Linked DNA regions of Homo sapiens: region 2 is linked to region 1. The links are chromatin contacts, found by Hi-C or POLR2A ChIA-PET in ENCODE. All regions are on one chromosome and are shown on one strand. The core of a region is the stretch at or near the end of the contact, and the rest is flanking DNA. Distances in the headings are between cores, read along the strand shown.

Region 1 (6,991 bases), core at 3,059-5,558:
TCTACAAAAAATTTAAAAACTTAGCTAGGCATGGTGGCACTTACCTGTAGTCCTAGCTGCTCAGGAGTCTGACGCAGGAAGACCACTTGAATCCAGGAGTCTGAGGTTGCAGTGAGCTATAATCATGCCACTGTACTCCAGCCTGGGTGACAGAGTGAGACCCTGCCTCAAAAAAAAAAAAAAAAAAAAAGACAAGACAGAGGGAAAGAAAGATATTAAATGAATTAAATTGAAATTGATGGGGTTAAAAACAAAGGCACGATCATCGCTCACTGCCACCTCAAATTCCTGGGCTGAAGCAATCCTCCTGCTTCAGCCTCCCAAGTAGCTGGGACTACAGGCACATGCCACCATGCTGGGCTAATATTTTTTAATTGTCTTAAAATTTAAGGTCTCACTAACCTTAGTTAACCAAGCAACGAAGTCTCACTAAGTTGTCCAGGCTGGTCTTGAACTCCTGATCTCTAGCAATCCTTCCTTCTTGGCCTCTCAAATGCTGGAATTACAGGTGTGAGACACCATGCCCAGCCCAAATACAGCTACATTTATTCAACATATGAATGGAGAGGCATTCAGCGATAGGTATACTTAATTTATAAGCGAAAGGAACTTAAGGTCCCCTCCTCCGTGTCTCATTCAAAGACATACCAGTGGATCCTTGACCCTTTGAGGAATTCCAAATAGCAAGTTCCACTTATAGAGTATGATTTTCTTCATCAAATATGGTAAGCCTAATGGAAAAAGGCAAAGCGATCTCTTTGGACCATTATGGATAATTATCGTAAATGGGGAAATAAATAGAGAACAGATCACTCCAGTAGCAATGGACACGCTAGCAGCCAGCTAGGCTCATTCACTGGCCACAGGATTGTTCCTGCACACCAGCGTTAAAGCACACCCAATGCCTAGCCACAAGCCAGTCTATGTTGCTACATACCTTGGACTTTTCAGATCACTTGCAAATAAATTTAAACTCTGAGATAAAGGTCCATTGTACTAAAAAAAGAAAAGAAAAGAAAAATCATTTGAGACTTCATTCTTAAGAAATAAATTCAACTAATCTCTTCGGAAGATGCCACTGATCAGTCAGCAACTATATGTTGAGTCACTGCAACATCGCTGTTGCTAACTCCAGAGCAAGAAATGTGTCCTTCCCAGATTAGGGATGCACAGTTCTGGCACCTTCTTTAAAGGTTGGCATCACAGAATTCTACTCCCGATGCCACAGATGTTTGTCAGCATTTTCCATTCACGTCTGCTTTCTTGTATTCTCTTTTAACTGAAAAATGTGAAAACTGTATAATTAAATAATTGTCGCAAATGAAACATACAACCTGTACCATACATATGGAGGTGTCAATTTAGAAATGAGAAAGAATACATATAAATGAGAATCCTCTACCTCTTTCTAAAAATTTAAAGCACAGTCGGAAATAGAATGAGAAAATACCATCATAACTGGAGTAGGAGTAACATGCAAGCCAATAAAATCTCCCAACATCCTTTACTATTACTAGGAATATAACTGCATTGACTTACCTAGAATGACTCAGGAACTTTTTCTTATTGAACTTTTAAAAAAGAAGTTTAAGTACTATTCTTTTTTTTTTTTTTTTGAAACAGAGTCTCACTCTGTCACCCAGGCTTGAGTGCAGTGACACGATCTTGGCTCACCGCAACTTCCACCTCCCGGGTTCAAGCAATTCTCATGTCTCAGGCTCCTGAGGGACTGAGATTACAGGCCTGTGCCACCACGCCAGGCTATTTTTTTTGTATTTTTAGTAAAGATGGGGTTTCACTATGTTGGCCAGACTGGTCTTGAACTCTTGACCTCAAGTGATCTGCCCACCTCGGCCTCCCATGCTGAGATTACAGGCATGAGCCACCAAATGCGGCCTATTCTTATTTAAGTTTCATCCCACGTGCTCTACTGAAAGAATCAGAAATAGCTTACTGATCTATGTAAGTACAAAGACACAATAATATATTACACAAGGCAGGTGGCACAGATTTTTCCTGAAGTCATATGTACTTGCAGTCCCCCGACTAAGGCGAGTTGGAGCCCCTTGGTAAAAGCACTAGATTCTAAGTTTTCTCGTCTGCTAAAGCAAATTGAAAACCCCACAAAAAATAAACAAATTCATCTCTATCTAGTGTTAGGATTTTCAACATTGCTCACATTTTTGAAAATAAGTAAGTGGTACGTGTGTCACAAAACTCAAAAGGACAAAGAGCCAAAGTTTATCTCCCTTGTCACGTATTCCCTCACCAAAGACAACCACAGCCAGTGATTTTTGCCTATCTTTCCAGAGGTAGTCTATGCTTATAGAAGTGCAGAAATAAAAGGTCTCTCTTCCCCCACCTCCTTTCCTCTCTGTTATCTCGGTATGGTTGCATTTGCAAGAATCACATCCCAGTTAATCTGTAAATTTCACGCACCCGATTCTGCCTTCCCTGGGACTGGATCTACAGTCTAGGGGTCTCCCATGATGTGTATGGGGAGGGGTCCAGACAGAGGCCCAGATTGTCACGGGTCCTCCTGGGTCACTGCTGAAACATCCCTCATCCTGCCCCAATGGGACCACATGGTCTGCCAGGCTCAGTGGCTCTTTCTGATGCCCCTTAGCCATGTTGTGAGGCTGCCCAAGGCCCCAGCTGCCTGACCTTCCCGTGGGCCTTCCCCACTCCCACCTAAGCCCCCTGACCACCCTGGGTTCTCTAGGAAGAGTGGAGAGCAGGAACCCTCTCAGTGGGATCCTCTGCACCCACATCCACCCCTTTCCTCACCTTCCTCTTCCTTCCTCAGCCCCCAGGGAACTCTTTCAAGTTTAATGGAAGGAGACCTTCTAAACATTTTTCCTGAATTGGGAGTCCCTTGCATTCCCCTAACACATTTTATTTTATTTTATTTTATTTTATTTTTATTTTTATTTTTGAGACAGGGTCTCGCTCTCTCACCCAGGCTGGAGTGCAGTGGTGTGATCTCGGCTCACTGCAACCTCCAGCTCCTGGGCTCAAGTGATCCTCCCACCTGAGCCTCCGTAGTAGCCGGAACTACAAGCATGAGCCACAATGCCTGGCTTATTTTTGTATTTTTTGGCGGACAGGGTTTCACCATTTTGGCCAGGCTGGTCTCAAACTCCTGGACTCAAAGGCATCTGCCCACCTCGGCCTCCCAAAGTGCTGGGATTACAGGCGTGAGCCACTACACTAGGCACCCACTAACACTTTTTTTTATGAAAACCAAAGCCAGAGGAGCCTTGCAGTTCTTTTCTGCCTTGTCACATTCCTCTAAGCAGGAGATCTACTTACTTTCTGAGAGGAGCAGGGGAACAGAGCATGTTACCGATTCACTCCCGACACGGCCCTCAGAGCCCTGCATCTTCCAGGTCCTACCAGCTCACAGCCTGCGCCGCAGCCACACTGCTCTTTCACAGGCCCTTGTACTCACCGGGCTCCTCGTGCCACAGGGCCTTTCCTCATGCTGTTCCCACTACCTGCAGGACTCTTCTCCTCTTGTCTAGGAATTAACCCCTTTCAACCCAAGTGTCACTTTCTCAGGAGCCTTTCTGTGCCTATTTGTTCCTTTTAAAAATATTATACGGCACAGCTACCTCTCCTAGTAGCCATGGTCCCAGCTGACACTATTCATGTTCTTGCCTCCATCTAGGCTGAAGCTCCATAAACACAGACTCTCTGGCTTTGGTATCATTCTTGCCTAGGTGAGTACCTGCACTCAAATGAATGCTGAGCTGAATGAATGAATAGATTTAGGCACTCGATAAATAAATGCTGAATGAATGAATGAATGAATGAGTGAACGAATGTGCTCCACTGCCTCCTTTTTCCTTACCTCTCTGTTCTTCTCTCTGTGAGCCCATCTGATTTAGATTTTATATCTATTATCTATGAATGAAATATATGTTTTCTCCTGGGCATTAAAATAATCTTCCACATTACATCTCTTTAAACCTGCCATCTTAGCCACTCAGGGAAGTAGCTATTCAGGGACTTCTTGCTAAATTTTTGACTTGTTATTTGGTTCATTTGTGGTTATTGTAATTAGTCCCTTTCAAATCATTTTCATCTTTTCTTTTTACTAAACCTTTGTTTTAAATATGAACCAGGCATTTCCGCCAGATATTTTGAATACTTTTTGACCTCACATTAGCCTGCAGTCTTATGGTCATGGGAATGAGAGATCTGAATTGCACGCAGTTTGCAGCTAAAGGAAACCACCTTTTGAGTTGAGTCTGGCAGATCTCGCAGTTAAACACAATGAACAGCCTGCTTTGTTTAATGACTGGCAGGCTTGTGAGTCACACTAGAGTAATTAACTGGCTCACTCACCCAGCTGATGAGCACCTTGTCAATGTGGTATCCACTTGCCAGAAATTTCTTTAGTTCTCCAACCAGACGATCCATAAATGTCAACACTCTTCAGAAACCAAAATTATATCACTGAACTGGGGTTGAGGAGACCTTTGGCGAACTTCTAGAAGTCCTGTTAGGCAGGATGTTTAGAGATGGTGGCTCCACAATTTCTATAGGAGAGAGTTAGGAGCAGCAATTGGTTGGAAGACAGGACTTAAAGTTGCTTTGGAGTGGAAAATGTCAAAATGTAATCTCATATAATGGGAAAACCAATTGATGAAGATCATGGCTGAAGACTGAAGGTTCCCATTCCCGATCTCTTGACACCAACAAGTATTTGAGTTCTTGTTATCACTATTTACACCTAATAACAAACTGCTAATTTTTCCTATTTTATTTTTCCTTCTGGAATAATAGTAACTTTTAATAATGGTGTTGCTACTTTAAGCCTTTGGAATTAATCTGCTTAACTCACTTTGCACCATGCCTAGTAGGAAAAAAAGGCTACTTAATAAATACGTCTTGATCATAAAACTATACAGCACTTGATAGATGGGATAGCCATATATAATGCCTTCATATATTTGGAACAAAATATCTTACTTTTGTGCTATTTAAGATTTAGTGCTTTCAAAAATAGTTGGTTTTGCTTTTGTTGTTGTTGTTGTTTTACTGTTTGTATTTTATTAATTTTTCTCTTTCTTCCCCTCTCCTCTCCTCACCTTTCTTCTCTCTCTTCCTCTCTTTCTTTCTCTCTCTGTCTCTCTGGTTGTCTTGGTCTAACAAAACATGGCTGGAAAAAACACTTAAAAGATCCTTTCCTCTTTAGAAATCAACTCATGAAAACCACCTAAGCGAAAAGGTAATATTTTTCAGTTTCAAAAAACAGCCAGACAAAATGTACTGAGAAGTTTCCAGGGCTCCAAAGTACAAAAGATGTCCCATTCAACAGTTAGGCTGTCATTCTCTGAGACGTTTGGTAACATTTCAAGATACATTTAGATCTGCAAATTCATTTTCCAAGAGGATTCACCCAAGAACTGACCTTGCAACTCAGATAAATGGCCACAAGGTGGGGTGAGAGGTACAAACAGGACCAATTGAAGCTGCTGCAAAGTTTCCATGAAATGTTGAATTAATACATTTTATTTTTCCATGACACAATTACCTATTAGACAATAGATCCTACATGGTCCTATTAGATTCTATCTAAACAACCACACTGTATTCTGAAGATTTGCATAAAGGAAGATTAACATGAACCGTAGAAGTATGGCTATTTGTGCACCTACCTTCCCTGACAGATAGGAAACCCCTGAGGCAGGACTATCTCTTCTCATCCTTGTGTTCCTATGGATTGATGGCAGTATAGGAATGGAACCTACCTGCCCTAAAAGGTGTTTGGCAAATGCTCGTGGAATTGAGGTCTTGGTCACCAAGAGGAACCACAGTGTAGCCATCAAATCCTGACATGATCACACCTTTCCCCTCTAATTTCTCTCCTGGGTTTTTCTCTTTGGGGCTGTGTCTTTCCCGACCGACTAGTCAGGTGCTCCCCCAGGCCTTGGCTGTGGGATCCCTGGCTACCGTGAAGAGTGAAAACAATATGAACGTGGCAGTCAGAAGACCTGGAGTAGAGGCCTGCCTGGCAGGACTTTGGTTAAGTGGGTGCAGCTCAAGGACAGAGACTGTGCTGTGCCCCTTTGGCTTTCAATGTGAAAATCCCCCTACAACCAGACACACAGAAAAAAAATCACCATAATAAATACAAGAAGGCCATAGACTGAGACTGGCTGCGTTACTATGACTGGTAAAGTGAGGGCATTGATTAAGACAGAATAGAATCCTGTCCGTTGGATCAGAGATGTGTGGGAAGACCCTGATGAAGCTGGGGACACTGAGACCCTAAATTCTGATGAGTCTTTTCTGCCAGTGAAAGAGACCTCGCAACCATCAGCAAAAGTGGCCTTTGCAAGCCCCAGCAGAAGCGCTGTCCCCAACCCGGGAGATGTGGCCTTCCTACCCAGCAGTGATACCAGCCTTTCTACATCCCTACGAGGGGTTTCACCTTGCATGGCCAGAGGAAATGTGAATGGCCTCCCCTGAGGCAGTTGCCATGCAAGGCAATGCTGATTCTCCTCAGAACCCGCCCCCCTCACCCCTGTTTGCTTCTAGACCTATGACCAGACTCAAGTTCCAGCAGGTTCCTAAAGGTGAGGGTCGACGTGTGGCTTGTGAGGAGCGCACTACACTGCAAAAAACTACTTTATGTTTCCAATTTATACAGACAGAAACCCAGGGAGAGTGTGCAGGGAGGGATATCAAGGGTATGGGATAATGGTAGAAGGAACATCAAGTTGGATCCGGCCAACTGTATTGGTGTGGGCCCACCAAACAGAGATTCTGCGTGCAGTGTTGCACACAGGGAGAGGGAAAGGGCTCTAACAGTTTGCTGGGTTGATTGACTGAAATGTGGGTCAAAAAATGGCCCGCCATGAGCAAACTGAAAATGTCCCATCTCCCTTGATTTAAGGTAGGGGATGGGATTCCAGGGTTTAGGAAGATTGGAATGTCAGAGTGGATTTGCCATTAAAGACCTGCTCACCTCCACTGGGAG
Region 2 (7,128 bases), core at 1,930-4,429, 150 kb after region 1:
GTAATCCCAGCACTTTGAGATGCTGAAGCAGGCAGATCACCTGAGGTCAGGAGTTTGAGACCAGCCTGACCAAAATGGCAAAATCCTGTCTCTACTAAAAATACAAAAATTAGCCGGGCATGGTGGCGCACACCTGTGATCCCAGCTACTCAGGAGGCTGAGGCAGGAGAACTGCTTGAACCTGGGAGGCAGAGGTTGCAGTGAGCCGAGATCATGCCATTGCACTCCAGCCTGGGTGACAGAGCAAGAATCTGTCTAAAAAATTAATAAATAAATAATAATTAAAAAATTAAAAATAAAAAAATAAAAAATCCTGTAAGAAAAAATGTCCCATAAGAAGGTAATTCCTAGCCAGGCGCAGTGGCTCACACCTATAATCTCAGCACTTTGGGAGGCCTAGGCGGGTGGATCATGAGGTCAGGAGATCAAGACCATCCTGGCTAACATGGTGAAACCCTGTCTCTACTAAAAACACAAAAAATTAGCCGGGCGTGGTGGTGGGCGCCTGTAGTCCCAGCTACTCAGGAGGCTGAGGCAGGAGAATGGCATGAACCCAGGAGGCAGAGCTTGCAGTGAGCCGAGATTACTTCACTGCACTCCAGCCTGGGCAATAGGGCGAGACTCCGTCTCAAAAAAAAAAAAAAAAAAAAAAGGTAATTCCTGTTCTTCTGTTCCCACACCGATCAATCTTCCGCAGGACCCGCCCATCAGGAAGGCATGCCCTGAGCACAGAAGGGTCTTTTTAAAATTCCAATTCACCTTCAATCTCTTCTGAACAAAATGTATGATTTTAGAATGTGTTGTATAAACATTTGTCTGATCATTTAATTAAGCTATTACCAAAAGAAGATTCATGAAAATACATTATTTCACCATCAAACCAGCAAATCTAGAAGAAGACTAATTAATCCAGAAGACTAATCTGTTCTAAATTAGAGATCCTTAATGTTTTAAGCACATAAATACAAGGTTAAATTTTGACAAAACAACAAATTAGAACAACCACCCAATAAAATAAAGAAACCCTGATAATAAACAGACCTTTCTCCAACAGTGACTAAAACTATGTTAGAATATAATATTCTACTTCAGTTTTTTTACATTGTTGAGTCTTCTGTGTGAGTGAAAAAATATTGAAAAGGATCAGATTAAATGTGATGTGGTTATTCGGTGTAACATATATCTTTGGGATTAAAACAAATATTGTGAAAACCAATCAGTTGTAGAAATACAAATCATGCCAAGAAGTAAAGCATGTAAAAAATAAAAAACAATGACTAAGTCAAGTACCATTTAACTGTGGTCAAGGAATGTAAATCTTGTCAAGATCCTGTAGTCAAAAAATATAAATCGTTCTATCATAAAGACAGTGCACATGTATGTTCACTGCAGCACTATTCACATTAGCAAAGACATGGAATCAACTTAAATGCCCATCAATGATAGACTAGATAAAGAAAAGTTGGTACATATACACCATAGAATACTACGCAGCCATAAAAAGAAAGAGATCATGTCCTCTGCAGAAACATGGATGGAGTTGGAGGCCATTAACCTTAGCAAACTAATGCAGGAACAGAAAACCAAATACCACACATTCCCAAAAGTAGAAGCTAAAAGATGAGAACACATGGACACACAGAGGAGAACAACACACACTAGGGCCTTAAGGGTAGAGGGTGGGAGGAGGGAGAGGATCAGGAAAAAGTAACTAATGGGTGCTCATCTTAATACCTGGGTGACAAAATAATCTGTACAACAAACTCCCATAACAAAAATTTACATATATAACAAAACTTCACTTATACCCCGAACTTAAAAGTTGAAGTTAAAAGCATGCAAACACACACACACACACACACACACACACACACACACACACACACAGAGAAAGAGAAAGGCCAAGGTGGGCAGATCACCTGAGGTCAGGAGTTCAAGACCAGCCTGGCCAACATGGTGAATGAAATCTTGTCTCTACTAAAAATACAAAAATTTGCTGGGCATGGTGGCAGGTGCCTATAATCCCAGCTACCCAGGAGGCTGACGCAGGAGAATCTCTTGAACCCAGGAGGCGAAGGTTGCAGTGAGCCAAGATTGCACCATTGCACTCCAGCCTGGGCGACAAGAGTGAAACTCCGTCTCAAAAAAAAAAAAGACTAAGTCAAGCATAACTTAAAAGAAAAGTCAAACCTGACCACCCCACACCACTGCTTCCATGGCTCCTCACTCAGCTGAAAATTCTGACTCCCTGGCTTGGCCCACAAGGTCCTCCTGGTTGGACCCCAGCAACTTCTCCAGCTTTGCCTCATTCTTAGCAGCCACCCCCAGCTGGTATCCATTTCCTGAACTTTCTCCCCCTTTCTTCCCCAGGCTCTCAGTGCTCAGTCTTTGAGTCAGCCACCTACTGGTCCAGGCCGTCCCCAGCTTCAGGTCATCCCCCGCCTCAGGCCCTGACCCCACCTTGGCCTCTAGCAAACACTGTTGGTTGGCTTCTCCCTCTCTGAGCCGCCATGATGTTTATCAACCACTCTGGAGCCCCGGAAGCCCAGGTCCTGACACAGTGTGCAGAGGCGCTGCTCCCCAAAGCTTTTCCAGCTTCAGATTGTCAAAATCAAGTTGACAGGATGTGGAGCTCACCTATGCAATGACAAGCCTATGGATCAGTCAGTATTGAAGGTCACATAAAGTCCAAACACACAGCAGGGCTCAGCAAAAGCCCAGTGGAATAACTGAGTTTGCTGAGGGGACTGTCCGGTAACACACTCCCCTCTGAGGCCCAGCTCTAAATTACGCAGGGCATTTGCTCTTCAGACCAACAGTGGAATTATATCCTTCAAAGTGGATGGGAAAATTGCTCCTGAGGGCTTTTGAAGACCATACCTAGAGGAACCGCCTGTTTGCTAAGCTTCCTGGAATTAATGTCTTTTCTCCCTGATTAAATAAAACAATTAATTATCGGAACTGAGGGTGGAGATGTGGCAAGGGGCATTCCTTTTTAGAAGCCCTGAGAACAGTGGGGCCCCACTCCATTTATCGCAAACCCATCCTTGGTCACGGGAGCATCAAAGACCAGGCACGAATATTCTGGTGGCCTCCTTCCAGCGACAGGGTAGGGCTGGGCTTTGCTGCCCCTCTGAAGTTGGGTGTGACTAAGGGACTTGCTTTGCCCAGTGAACTCTGATGTGAAGTGATGTGTGCACTTCCTGGTAGAGGCTTTAGGAGCCGATAGGTGCCACGCCTGACCCTTGCCTGCCTTGCTAGTCATGGCCACATGTGTCTACACAGAGCCTCAGCAGCCTAGGTCCCTGAGTGATGGTGAGGGTAGAACCCCTACATCAGCCAATATAAGCTACACAGCACGAGTGAGAATATGACTTGCTCGGTTTAAGCCACTGAAAGTTTGGGTCACTCCTGAGTGTAACATAGCCTCGCCTATCCTCACCGACACACAGAGCTGATTTGTCACTGCTTGCTGGAATAATAAATGATCATCAGCTTCCTAATACAGACAGGGAGGCCGCAGAGCTATTATGCAGAGGTAGCCTTCACTCTGTGGAGCCCTGAGCCCTGCACCCAGCAGCCAAGGGTAGGCAGAAACACAGCATCTTCCAATCACACACATCATCTGTCAGACTCTATGCTCAGTGCTAGGAATATGGTAGTGGACTGTTGCTGGAAATTCCTGTGGTTAATGCAAGGATGGTCCCCATGGCAAGACGAGCAGTCAGGAAATCGATGAGGTAGCTGGGAAGGGCAAAGAGTAAAGGGCAGATTGCAGGAGCCTTGCAGGTCTGTGTGACTTTCATGAGACATGGTCGGTGTCAGGCTGACTACTGCTAGGCACTTCTCTAAGGGTTTCACCTGCATTTAACCCCTTCATCCTCACAACTACCCTGTAAGAGAGGCAATACCATTGTTGACATGTTATAGATGAGGAAATCGATAAAGAAAGAAGTTGAGTAAATAATGGACCCGTTGCAACCCAGTCAAACTGAAAAGCAGGAAGTGAGAATGCTACTACATCAGAAATAGAGGATAGTTAATAACAGCCGGAAATTAAAAGGGGGAAAGACCTGTAACTAAATGTGATAGCCAGGAGCCAACAACAGATGGTATGTTTAGGTGAGAAGGTCCTGGCTGCCCAACCATGGGCATGAGGGAGTGAAGGGAGAATTAGTCAATCCCACTGCCAACAGATGAATAAAGCCATAACTTCATGATCAAGCATATCTCAGCCAGGCTATACGGCTACCCATGTGTGTCCAGCTTTGGTTTGTTCAAATAGATAATTTCATTCATTCACCAACTCATTCACAAATCTTTCTGGGCACCAGCCCTGTGTAAGGCACTGTGTCTTACACTCCAGGACACAACAGTAAACAAAATCATGCGGTGGCTGCTCTCAAGGAGGCTTTCAATCAAGGGGAGAAACTAGACAGACTGGGAGTAAGGACCCACTGAGGGCAAAAGAGAGGCCACTTGTCCGCATTTTTGGCAGAGAGAAGTCCAAAATATGCTTAAAAAGTGCTGTCTCCAAGATATAGGTATAGTAACGACAAAACACAACATGTGGCCATGAAGAGGATGGGGTGGGGGAGGGGACAAAAGGGATATGTTCTGAGAAATGCATCCATAGGTGATTCTGTCATTGTGCAAACATCACAGAGTGAACTTACACAATCTAGATGGTACAACCTACTCCATGCCTAGGCTGTAGGGTATGGCCTATTGCTCCTAGTCCACACACCTGTGCAGCATATGACTGTCGTGCCAGATACTATCTACCAGGAGGTGGCTGGATATCCCCTTCCAAAGGAAGTTAGGCTCGCCTAGGAGCAAGAGGAGGTGGTATGATGGAGACGGCCCCTCCATGCTCCATTTGTGCCTTAAAAGCACAAAGACATGATTGGTCACAGGCTGAGTCCCTCCTATGCTCTCATCACATCCTACCTGGGATACTCGTTCTCCACGCGCACTTGGATGTGTGACTACACCTGCAAATTAGTTGCTAAGGAACCCACATATTAACTTCTGAATCTATGACAGAGAATAAAATAACATTCAACTTGCCTGATTAGCTCACGGGGTTGTCACAACTAATCCTTCTTCAAAAACCAAAAGAATCACTCACCTACCATCAATAGGAACTCCTTAAAACTTGGGAAATATGTGAACTGTCGGAAAGTAAGCGTTACACCATAGCAAGTCTCTGCTGTTTCTCTCAGATGTTTAAAATAAACATGCTTATAAATATACATCAACATGAGATTCTATATAAACCACTGAAACTTTTGTTTCACTTGCTCATCTTAAGAAATGTCCCAGTTTGGGCCGGGCACGGTGGCTCACGCCTGTAATCCCAGCATTTTGGGAGGCTGGGTGGATCACGAGGTCAGGAGTTCAAGACCAGCCTGGCCAAGGTGGTGAAACCCCATCTCTACTAAAAATACAAAAAACTAGCCAGGTGCAGTGGCAGGCGCCTGTAATCCCAGCTACTTGGGAGGCTGAGGCAGGAGAATCGCTTAAACTCGGACAGTGGAGGTTGCAGTGAGCCGAGATCGCACCTTTGCACTCCAGCCTGGGTGACAGAGTGAGACTGCGTCTCAAAAAAAAAAAGAAATGTCCCAGTTTGGTGACTTGGTAGAACCCGCAGTCAGATGTTAACCAGGTTCATAATAACTTTCTCTGTACTACGACATTTGGAAGCATTTTTCTGAACACTGAATTTCCCTGAAGTCCTAACACAAAATATGTTTATTTTTTATTCTACTTCCTTTTTGTACAGGTGGAGCAATAAAGTTGAATTTACATACCCGTTTTGACCAACTCATTTCCTCTTTATAATTTCAGGGATGATTGTACTAAAGAAAATTCAAGTAAACTTTATGACTAACATCAGCCAGAATTGCTTGCTAACAGTCCGAGATAACTCACTAAAAAAAAAAAAATCCCCTTCAAATATGAAAAGTCTAATTTGCCATAGCAATCATGAAAGATAGAATTAAAAAAACAACAGAATATTTGTACTATTTGTGCCAAGTGGATATTTATGGATTTCCAGCATAATAATATTTCCACCAACAGTGGACCACATATACAGCAGTGGTCCCATAAGATTAAAATACCATATTTTTACTGCACTTTTTCTGTGTGTAGATGTGTTTAGATATACAATTGCTTCTATTGTGTTACAACTGCCTACAGTATTCAGGATGGTCACATGCACAGGTTTGTAGCCTAGGAGTAATAGGCTGTGCCATAGAACCTAGGTGTGTCGTAGGCTGTACCATCTAGGCGTGTGTAGTTCACTCTATGATGTTCACACATCAACAAAGTCACCTAAGGATGCATTTCTCAGAACATATCCCCATCACTAAGCAAAGCATGGCTGGCTATTGTACCTACTTGGTAACAGCCACTATACTGTGCACCTCACATGTATTATCTCATTTAATCTTCACAATAACGTTATAAGGTAGGTCCATGTCTTTATTATCCCCATTTTATAGTTAAGCAAATAGAGAGTGCTACTATGGACTGAGTGTTTGTGTCCCCCAAAATTCACATAGTGAAGCCCTAACCCCCATAGTGATGACATTAGGACGTGAGACCTTTGGGAGGTTATTAGGTCATGAGAGTGGAGGCCTCATGAATGGATGATCTCTATCTTTCCATGTGAGGATACAGCAAGATGACAGCCATCTGCAAACCAGAAAGTAGGCCCTCACCAAATACCCAATCTACTGGCATCCTAACCTTGGACTTCCCAGCCTCCAGAACTGTGAGAAACACATCTATATTGTTCAAGCTACCCAGGCTATGGTATTTTGTTATAGCAGCCTGAGGCAATTAAAACAGAGAGGTTGAATAATTTGTCTCACGGTACACAGCTTGGAAATAGGGAGGCCAGATTCAAAGCCGGCAGGTCTGGATACAGAGTGCATGCCCATGACCACTACACAGACTAAAGCTGTTCTGCTGACCATAACATGAAAATTATAAATGCATACCAATTTCATGAAAATGGCTGAATTTAGTCAAATGACAAGATTAAGTTTTATGGCTTTTAAATATCCTTTACACACAAGTTAGTTAGCTATATAGTCAATTTGAAATTTGGCATATCCA

What was found. Hi-C counts contacts between places; a loop is a spot of excess contacts on that map. ChIA-PET counts read pairs that join two places held with the same protein, here RNA polymerase II (POLR2A). Pooled maps may share reads with other maps.
Region 2: a map of K562 shows a loop between it and region 1 (6-fold over the local background). The contact joins two enhancer-like sites. A Hi-C loop is called at or near these places in 6 of 168 maps with a recorded cell type or tissue (K562, OCI-LY7, gastrocnemius medialis and 2 more) and 7 of 50 pooled maps. POLR2A ChIA-PET finds 5 or more read pairs at or near these places in 3 of 52 experiments (CD4-positive, alpha-beta T cell, PC-9 and activated CD4-positive, alpha-beta T cell).

The regions. Positions count from the first base shown.
Region 1 is chr6:150,333,773-150,340,763 of GRCh38, reverse strand. No RefSeq gene overlaps it. Among named protein-coding and RNA genes, the nearest start is that of IYD, 32 kb to the left of the region's middle. RefSeq lists a silencer at 5,297-5,591. Within about 2 kb of position 4,308, at least 3 of the 41 ENCODE cell types and tissues checked have a DNase peak (open chromatin) inside an H3K27ac peak, as active enhancers do.
Region 2 is chr6:150,182,007-150,189,134 of GRCh38, reverse strand. All of the region lies in intron 1 of PPP1R14C (protein phosphatase 1 regulatory inhibitor subunit 14C), which reads right to left. Among named protein-coding and RNA genes, the nearest start is that of PPP1R14C, 43 kb to the right of the region's middle. Within about 2 kb of position 3,179, at least 5 of the 41 ENCODE cell types and tissues checked have a DNase peak (open chromatin) inside an H3K27ac peak, as active enhancers do.